Linked DNA regions of Mus musculus: region 1 is linked to region 2. The links are chromatin loops, found by intact Hi-C in ENCODE. Cell type or tissue: left cerebral cortex. All regions are shown on one strand.

What was found. Peaks named below come from ENCODE experiments on the same cell type or tissue, not always from the same donor. Only the 100,000 strongest peaks of a DNase experiment are listed, where the experiment ranks them.
Region 1: a loop joins it to region 2, with 2.2 times the contacts of the local background. A loop is called at or near these places in 2 of 42 quality-filtered maps.

Annotation. Positions count from the first base shown.
Region 1 is chr17:24,166,639-24,171,638 of GRCm38, reverse strand. Atp6v0c (ATPase, H+ transporting, lysosomal V0 subunit C) reads left to right here and starts at 2,189. Exons shown (of 3, transcript NM_009729.4): 1 at 2,189-2,433. The coding sequence starts at 2,355. In left cerebral cortex, a CTCF peak has its summit at 2,131; DNase peaks (open chromatin) are centred at 2,155, 2,505, 2,865, 3,998 and 2 more places; H3K4me3 peaks cover 3,712 bases; H3K27ac peaks cover 2,536 bases.
Region 2 is chr17:24,409,529-24,414,528 of GRCm38, reverse strand. It overlaps Abca3 (ATP-binding cassette, sub-family A (ABC1), member 3), which reads right to left. Exons shown (of 33, transcript NM_013855.3): 33 at 4,325-5,000. D330041H03Rik (RIKEN cDNA D330041H03 gene) reads left to right here and starts at 16. Exons shown (of 6, transcript NR_033554.1): 1 at 16-217; 2 at 601-828; 3 at 1,955-2,062; 4 at 2,446-2,604; 5 at 4,176-4,271; 6 at 4,358-5,000. In left cerebral cortex, CTCF peaks have their summits at 87 and 1,983 (motif pointing right); DNase peaks (open chromatin) are centred at 2,104 and 3,120; H3K4me3 peaks cover 787 bases; H3K27ac peaks cover 518 bases.

The sequences.
Region 1 (5,000 bases), 240 kb after region 2:
TAGGCCCTGACATATAGTTAGGTGCTTAGCTCTGTTACTAGGGTGGCCAGATCTGGGCACCCTACTGGATGTCTGAAAAAAAAAAAAAGTCACAACAACCTTCGATGCAAGGGCCAGAGGGGGACACTTAGGGGAGGGAGAGGAGAAACATGGGGGATGTCAGGAGGACTTCCTGTGGGAAAATGGGTTCTGAGTAGTAAGTAAGGAGACCTGGGAACTGGTGCTGGAGGATAGCAGACAGCAAAGGGAAGCGCACCAAGAAGGACCTACCTAGCACATGATTAAGCAGCAAAGAATTGTGGGATATTAAGTGCTGAATAGAAAACAAACCAAGGGCCGGGCATGGTAATCCCAGCACTTGGGAGGCAGAGGCAGGCGGATTTCTGAGTTCCAGGCGAGCCTGGTCTACACACAGAAACCCTGTCTCGAAAAACCAAAAACCAAAACCACCACCACCACCACCAACAACAACAACAAAAAACCCATGGGGACTAAAGCAAGGTTCTGTGGTTAAGAACACTCACTGCTCTTGTAGAGGACTTCTGTCCAATTCCCAGCACCTACCTGGCATCTCACAGGCATTACTAACTCTAGCTCTAGGGGATCTGACGAGCTCTTCTGACTTCTTCAGGCTCTAGGCACACAGGAGAAAGAGAGGGGGAGAGGGAGGAAGCACTGGAGATAGCAGTACCGAGGCCCTGTGTGCTGGCTTAGAAAGGAAGTGTGACCTTGGCAAGGGCAAGGAGTTGGAGAGAGACAGGGTGAAGGCGTGGGGGCAAGAGTGAAGATTCCTCTTTTCAAAAGTCAGAATGGAGCAAGAGAGGGTGGAGGAAGGGCTAAAGCTGCTCTCAGTAACGTCCTCTCTGAAACAAGACAAAGGCTCTTCTACGGGCCAGTTTAAAGGGTGGTAGACTGGATTCAGCCAAGGTGGGAAGGGGACACAGGGAGTTTTCTGCTGTGAAATGTAGGACTGAGAAGGTAGCAGGATGGGAAGGTGTCTCTATTGCCTGCATGGAGAAGTTGAGGTATTAGCATTGAGACCACTTGGAGAACCCACTGGTCTTAGAATGTGACCTTGAGTTTCAAGGGAGGTCTAGGCTAGGTCGTGGCTGCTCAGGAGGGAAGGGTAAAGGAAACTAGGCAGCCTGAGTTGATAGGTAGAAGGAAGGCAGGCAGCTGGGGTGCGTAAGCTGCTACAAGGGTATCTGGAGGGCAGAGGTAGCCTTAGCCACTCCATTGCTGGGGAAACCAGTCCTCCATCAGTGGTCTAGAAAGGAGGCCTGGCACAGGTAGGCCTTGCATGGGTGCTAGAAGGGCAATCAGGTCTTTCTGAGACTTTCAGAAATCTGGGTTACCTTTCACAGGTGTCAATGCTGAAAGCCCATCAAGCAGGGTGCTTTTAACCCCCTGCACTCAAGAGGCAGACAAGACGGAACTGGTCTACATGGCAAATTCCAGCTTAACCAGAACTTCACAGTGAAACCCCGTTTCAAAAATAAAGTAGAAAAATAAATAGAAAAACAGCCATGCCTACGTCTTTGTGGGCAGACAGCTATACAAGAGGGGGTCAGGTGAGGGACCCACAACCACCACCGGAATTAAAGGGAATACGGTGGGCCTGAATCTGCAGGAGCCTAGGTATGGAAGAAGGTGACTACAGAACACCTAGGGCTGTTGCACTTTAAAGCCCGGAGAGGTGGGGCGTGGTATTCCTGGGGGTTGGCGGAGACAGCGAAGCCCAACACGAGGGATTTCTTCTGTTATAAGTTCTGTAGTGCTGCTAGATGTCACTACTTTAACCTGAGTCTTATGCAGCAGGAGTGCCTGAGGTCCGTGAGCAGTGAACACAGGGAAAACGAACACGGGTACTCGAACACCGGTGAGTTCTGCGCAGCCGCAGTGAAGGTGGGCTAGCGTTCGCTCCACCCTGTATGCTAATATGAGCGCTACGGCTCCGCCCCGGGGGACCGATGATCCCAAAACCCGTAGGGTTCGAGAAGACGACTGCGTGGAGCCGCGGGCCAGCGAAGACCCAGGCAAGGCTGAGCGTTGGGCCCCGGGCCCCGAGGACTGGTGCCAGGGCCCATAAATTGTCCAAGGGCTGCCGGCGAGCCTGGAGCCTCGCTCCCCCACCGGCGCAAAGTGGTACAGCCCGTGGGGGCGGGGACAGATCATGTGACGCGAGCGCGGCCGCCATCTTGCTTTGCGGTGCTGGTATTTAGAGCGCAGCGCCTGACTGGCGGGGTCGCCTTCCCATCCGCTGCCTCGACGATCTTCGCTTGCCTCCTCGCTCGCTGTCCCGTTGTCCTAGCTCGCCGCCGCCCGCTGAGCTTGTCTTTTCCCTGCTTGCAGACATGGCTGACATCAAGAACAACCCCGAATATTCTTCGTTTTTCGGTGTCATGGGCGCCTCGTCCGCCATGGTCTTCAGCGGTGAGCATCGCTGCAGGAGGAGCAGGGGATGCCGAAGCGATGCGGGACTCTAGACCGCTGCTCACTGGGGGTTGGGCGTGACGTCACTCTGACGTCATTCCCAGCTATGTGGGTGTCGGGCCTTACGGGCGCAGGTTTGGGGGGGTGGTGGGGACTGATGGATTTGTGGAGCACGGGGCTTGATCCGGCTGCGGGTCTTATCAGCCCGCCTCCTGTGCCTCGCTTCTGTGGGGGTGGGGCGGCAGTGTGGCTGCCATCTTAGTCCTGGGAAGTAGGAATGAGGGTGGGGTGGGGGGCGCGGGGGGCGGCGCGCGATGCTGTGCCCCCTCGCATTCTGCAGGCAGGTGTGACATCACATCTTGAAAGGCGCCAGTCCGTAGGCGGGGGCAGGCCCAGGACGGGAGTCCCTGGCCTCTTGGCTGGAGGGAGCCTGGGTCCCCGCTAAGGTTCACAAGCCCTGCTTTTATGGCGGCCCAGCTGCCCGGGGTCAGGTGGGTCTCTACCCTGGGTGAGGCAGGTGTTTCCGGTTGAGGCTTGTCTCGGTTTCCCAATAGTTCAGTCATCGGTGTGGGTTGGTTAGGAAAACTGGACTGAGGGGTTGGTCCTGGGAACCTGCAAGGACTCCGGTTAGAGCTTATGGAAGTGGGTTTGGCCTAGGTAGGAGCACTTTAGTGGATGGCTGCTGGGGATCTGGGCTTTGAGGTGGGTGGGAGGGCGGCATTAGAGTGCCTGCATTTACACGATTACATCTTTGATCTTCAGCCCTGGACCTAATGAATGGATGAGTGAATGAATGACCTTCCTCTTCTAGGGGGGTGAGGGGCTGGAACTGGGCGACGCTTCCGTGCCCAGAAAAGGAAAAGCCTAGCAAGGTTCTTGATGGCATCTTGCTTTTGAAGTTGGGCCTTGACAATTCTTCAGTGTCAAATTTTAGTGAAAATTGGCCTTCCTGGGAGAAAAGCTTTGGGCCAGACCCAAGAATGTGGGATTGAGGGAGGTAAGTCACAGCCCCTGGCCGGGGACTGGTCTGGCCTGGGCCTCCCCTGGAAGGTCTGGTCTTTGGCTTAACTGACCTCGCCCTGCCCCACCCTACCTGGCAAATGGAGAGGCTGGTTCTCTGTGCAGGTACTTGGTGAGTTTGGACTCCAAACAGTGTCTGTTGACTGTAAACACCTGTAGGGTGCAGATTGGGGTAGAGGGTTGTCTGTCAGTGGTGACCTCCCCTGCCTGGACCTGTCAGGTGCTGCTGAGAGAGCCCTGCTGTACCCACAGCATTAGAGTAAGTGGTCATTTGTGGTGGGAGATGTGGCCTGGACTTCTCCTTCCCTCCTCTCCCACCACGACTCTTCTCCCCACACTTCAGGTCTCCTTAGAGAAAGCTGCCAAGCATGTTTTTCTGCTCTTTGCACCCAGAATAATGTGTCCATAGGTTCCCCTGTTTTAGCCACCTATGATTAATTTTTGTCACTCATTCATAAATTAATCCAGCAAATCTTTCTTGAGTCCATACTGTTTCCCAGATAGTGGAGGAGTCTCAGGGAACACAGCAATATATCCCTGACCATGTGGGTGTCATGCTCTGGTTGTCACGATGGCTCCTGCAACTCCAAATTTCTCCACAGTTCTTTTTCTGCACCCAGCTTCTAGGATCTCTTGTATGAAGACCTTGCATGTGCTAAAGCTGGCCAACAGGTGTGTCTGCACTATTGCAAGCTGACCTCGGCTTTCCTTGTCTGATCCTTCACACCAGCGTCTCACAGTCCTGTGGGGGTTAGCCTCTTACTTGTCCAGCTGAATCACCTTCTGACTTCTTTTTTTTCCTTTTAGGCATGCTATTCTGTACAATGTCTTGTCCTCCCATTACGTAAAGAAATCCTTCCAGCCTCTGATGTTGCTGCTGGGAGAATTCCAAGCTTCGTCTCAGTGACTGACCCTTGGTCTCCCTTGGACTTAACTAACCAAGTTTTCAGACCATTGTTCTTTAACGCATCCTTGAGGCCTCCGTTTCATGCTAACAATCTAACTTCCCTTTTTTTCCCTTATGACAAATATCCTGTTCTTTCCTCATCATGTTCTCCATGAAACTGCCAGTTACTTCTTTTCTGTATTTTCTGTGACTTCCTCCCTGTATTTGTTGATTTCCTGGAAGTGCCTCCAGACCATGCTGTATTAAATTAGCATTCTCAGCAGGTCTCCCTTCTGCAGCCTATCATGCTTGCTCTTCTGGGTAGCTGCTACTGTCTGGGCCTGGGCTAAATTTTTTTCCTCCTTTTGCCCTGATCTCCGACAGTGTCCCTGTTTTCCATCCTCTATCTTCTTGTCACCCATCCTCAGCTCCATGATCTATACTTTGGGGAAGGACCTGACTCACTCACCTTTCTTGGAGTATCACCTTTTGGGGTACAGAGTTGTGTTGAGATCTCACCTTTAAAGTACTGCACGGCAACCTGTATTCTTGGTGTTTTCAAGCATGCCTCAGAAGTGTGAGCCCTTGGAACACACACTTTCTGTACTACGTGATACAGCTCAGCATGGACTTGGCTTTCAGTAGGGCCCAAGAAATGCAC
Region 2 (5,000 bases):
CCGCCCCCCCTCCCCGACTGGTCTAAAGTTTCCTGGACTTGTTTTGCTCATTCTGAAGCGCGCGATGATTGGCTGACCGGCACCAGAGGTTTGTGCTCTTTGGCGCCTACCGGATCTGTGTGGATGGAGCTACTCGGGTTGCCTCTGCTGTCATTAGGATCTAAGGCACCCTGCTGAGGCCGCGTTATTGTAGTAAAGGGACAGGCTGGTACGGACGGTGAGTTCCTATGGTCAAGTCTCTGGTAGTTAGTGGTGATTGCATAGATATGGTCTCTGTGCTGGTGGGATACAGCTGACTGGGTGTAGCGGGCGGCCGATGAGGCCAGAAAGGAAAAAAGTTTGAGGAAATGTTGAAGGAGGTTTCTCCCAGGAGACATTTCTGACAAGAATGCGTGGGGCAGAAGGAACAGCAAAGGCGTTCAGGATCGCTGGGAGAAGAAGAGGCACGCTAGTCTATACCGGGGTTACGTCAGTAACTTCTTAGCAAGGACATAGAGGATCTGGTCTCTGCACGAGGCTAAAGAGTAGCACCCGCCGTAGTGCCCCGCCTCCCGACTTTGCCAACACATTCTTTTGTTTGTTTGTTTGTTTGTTTTGTAGCCCTGGCTGTCCTGGAACTCACTCTGTAGACCAGGCTAGGCTGGCCTAGAACTCAGAAATCTGCCTGCCTCTGCCTCCCAACTGCTGGGATTAAAGACGAGCGCCACCGCCCGGTTTGCCTAGCACATTCTTGCTCCGTTATTTGCGGAAGAAAGGGATATGCACACAATCCCCGCGGTTATCTAAGTAGATTTGAGGCAGGAACGAAGAAAGAGGAACAGAGCTAAGGTGAGCTTCAGGAGGAAGGTACAAAGGTGACTTAGATTTGGATTACATATTGCTGTGAAAGATAGGAAAGTGGCCAATGTGCACTTTGGTGATCCCGGAGAGATGGAGAGAAGAGATTATCTCGGTCCAAGGAGCTGGGTGTGTCCTGTGGGACAGTCAGGAAGAGGAGCCTGCTTCTGAAGTCTGCTTTCCTGAGGTATTCATTTTTTGGGGTGGGGTTAGCAGATCTAGACAGTTTGGTCTGGTACCCTTGTTGGATTTAAGATTATTTAATGTATAGGATATTAGGGATAAGCTGATTTTCTTGCATTGCTGTTGTGTCTGCTGTGGTCAGACATGAGTGGTAAGTGGATGCTAGCTGTTCTCTGGTGGAACGGAACAAATAAACGATGACCCTCACTTACATCATCCAGTCTGGGTTATTCACACTAGAAAGGCTGAGAGCCAGTAGCTTTCTAAGAAACTACATGTCCTTGTAGTCTTAATCTGGTGCTGAAATCATGGCGGGTTCCTGGTCTTCAGCACTAGTTGGAAGGCTGAAGAAGCTGGGCCCTGATGTCAGTGAAAGATGGCAGCAAAAAGGTAGACGGACTAGTGAGAGAAAAGCCACAAAAGCAAATCTCGCACTGCCTACAAAGACACTGGGAAGTGCTGGTCAGGTTCAGGTTGGGCCTTCACACTTAATCACAAAGCTCCCTCACCGGTGTGCCCCGAGGTGCGTTAATTCTGAATCCAATCAAGTTGACAACCAAGATTAACCATCTCAGTGGGTCAGAAGAGCAGTGGTCCAGGGACTTCAGCCGGTTCTTGTAGGGAAAGGGCCCTGTGATGATGTAGTAATGCTCACACAGGGAGCATGTACCATTCTGTGAAGATTAATGGTGTCTGTGATTAGAGAGGCTAATAGAGTTTTTGGTCCAGAACAGCACGGACACCCTAGAAACCCTAGAAATCTGGGGTCACCCCAGATGGCTGGTGAGGACCGAAGAAGCTGGGCTAACAGCTTCTCCCCTGCTTTTCCCCTAATGTTCAAAGTAATTTAATTTGGCATGTATGTAAGTATGTAATTTAATTTGGCACATGTGTAAGTTTTTTTTTTTAAGATTTATTTATTATTATATCTAAGTACACTGTAGCTGTCTTCAGATGCACCAGAAGAGGGCATCAGATCTCATTGTCTTTGGAAGAGCAGTCGGTGCTCTTAACCACTGAGCCATCTCTCCAGCCCACGTATGTAAGTTTTAACATAAATTAAATCTAAAGCATGATTTACTCAGAGGTGTTGATAAAAATTTGTTGCTAAGCCGGGTGTGGTGGCGCACGCCTTTGATCCCAGCACTCGGGAGGCAGAGGCAGTTGGATTTCTGAGTTCAAGGCCAGCCTGGTCTACAAAGTGAGTTCCAGGACAGCCAGGACTACACAGAGAAACCCTGTCTCAAAAACACCAAAAAAAAAAAAAAAAAAAATTTGTTGCTAAATATCCTGGGCTTTATAAATCAAGTGTACCATCAAGCTGCTGAGCTCTGAAAGCTGAGCTTCCTGGCTTTTACTATTTTGAGAATTAGCAGAAAGATTGTGAGAACTGAATCTTTGGACCCTTCTTTCTTTTCTTCCAAGAGTCTGAGCCTTACTTATCCCAGCATGTTGCTAACCTATGGAGGCCAAGATGGCTAAGGGCCACCAAGCTAGGATTTCCGGGGACCCAGGGTATCTGTAGCCCCAGTTTGCTGGAAGACACATGAATTGCTGGCCGCAATTGAGGGCATTTGAGCCTTGGTAAGTACTCTATGCTCCCTTCTTTCTTTTCTCAAGGTTCAAAGTCAGCCTGGTCCAGAGTGAGTTTCAGACAGCCAGGGCTGCTATACGTAGAAACCCTGTCTCAAAAAACAAAACAACAGGGGCTGGAGAGATGGCTCAGGGGTTAAGAGCACTGACTGCTCTTCCAGAGGTCCTGAAATCAATTCCCACCAACCACATGATGGCTTATAACCATCTGTAATGGGATCTGATGCCATCTCCTAGCATGCAGGTGTACATACAGATAGGACACTCAGATACTTAAATAAATCTTTTTTTAAATGCCATAATGCATAATAGAGAGACCCTGTCTCAAACAAAACAAAAAATAGAAAAAGACAAGCAAGGGCTGAGTGGGGTGGCTCACACCTCACTCCCAGCCCTTGGGAAGCAGAAGCAGGTGGATCTGTTTATTTGGTTTTGAGACAGGGTTTCTCTGGGTAGCCCTGGCTGTCCTGGAGCTTGTATAGAGCCTCACCAGGCTCTGCCTCCATATCCAGCTTTGAAGACTTTTTAAAGGCATATGTGCTATGGAAACTAATTTGAAGTTCTATAAATAAATGTTTCAGAGACTGGCTAAAAACATCGTTGCTTAGTGTGGTAGCACATGCTTTTAATTCCAGTATTTGGGAGGCAGGAATAGGGAGATCTCTGAGTTTGAAGGTAGCCTAGTCTCCAGAGAGTTTCAGGCTAATCAGGGCTACATCGTAAGATCTTGTCTCAAAACACTAGAGAAACTGGGGCAATGGCTCAGTGATTGAGAACACTTATGCACATAATGAGATTCATGCTCATCCTGGTGGGCAAAACTCATACATGGAAATAAATATTGAAAAAATTAAAACAATAAAACAACTTGTCTTTTGTTTTGTTTTGTTTTGTTTTGTTTTGTTTTTCGAGACAGGGTTTTTCTGTATAGCCTTGGCTGTCCTAGAACTCACTTTGTAGACCAGGCTGGCCTTGAACTCAGAAATCCACCTGCCTCTGCCTCCCGAGTGCTGGGATCAAAGGCGTGCGCCACTACCATCTGGCCAGGACCCACTTTTTATCTTGCACTAGTTCATACTGTCTGCCTGGATGTAGACAGGACCCACTTTTTATCTTGCACTAGTTCATACTGTCTGCTTGGTGTAGACAGAACCCACTTTTTATTTGCCTTTGGGCATTGTGATGATAATCAACTTGATGGGGTTTAGAATCACCACAGTAACATGTTTGAGTTTCTAGGTTGTACTGAGGTGAGAGGTCTGACCTGCAATTTCCCTTTCCCTTCTAGTGCCAGTGTCTGCCTTGGCAGACTGAGCTATGAGAAATGTGGGTGACAACATTCCACAGTCTAAGGTCCTGGACTGAAAAGAAGGGAGTCAAGGGTGAGGGCCAGCATCCTTACCTGCAGATGCGGCATGGCCAATCCCTCCTAGCTGCCAGGGCCACAGCTTTGTCCCTTTGTGCCCTTGAATCAGGAGCCAAAACACAGCTTTCCTTGAGTTACTTCGATCAAGTATTTTATCACAAGGAAAGTAATTCATGCCTAATCCTTCACTTCACAGCAGTGAATCCTGTAAGCTTCCTCTCTGCTAGGAAAGCCAACTCCTGCTTTTGTTTGAAACTTGGTATGAAAGCCATATTGGATGTGGAACTGGAAGGTAATGATCTAGTCCCATGACCCCTCCTCATATCATATGTATGACTCAAAGACTGGTCATGTCCCCTTATCCTTTATTTTTTATAGAATCACAATATGTTTAAGTGTATCCTCAAGAGATGACACTACTCAGCCCTGTAGTGGTCCCTGACAATCCTGTGGCCAGTGACTTCTTGAAGGCACAGAGCTAGGAACAGAGGATGTGCTTCAAGTCTGGCCACAGCTCTCTCTTGTGCTGCCGATGCTCTGTGGGATGACATCTGGCTCAGGATCAGATCAGCCCGGTCCACTGTCCATACTGGAAGGAACATTGACATCCAAGGATGCCTGTGCAGTTGCATTGGGAGCCAATGGTCTCAGCACCTAGTCATAGCCAGTATCTTCCCTTCATGAAGGTATTTGCAACTTTGCTGCTCATTCCTGGCAGCCTGGAAGTCCTTGTTGCTGCTCAACCCTGTTGGCTTTCTTTCCCCCCCTAGGGGAGCTTAGTGTCATATGTAAACATAGACAGGTCCCTGGGGTCTCTCTGGATAAGCACTGGAAAGAAGCTCAATCCCCCAGGCTAGCTGCAGTACCAGCTGGGACCAAGGCCTGTCTGTGTGCACAGCAGGATGGGGTCTGGGACTGTGGTTCCAGAGACCTGACTTCAGGAGTGGAAACCTGCATGCTGACTCCTGCCTGCAGGCACTGACAGACACACATGGTCCACTTTGTGCATATCACCTTGATT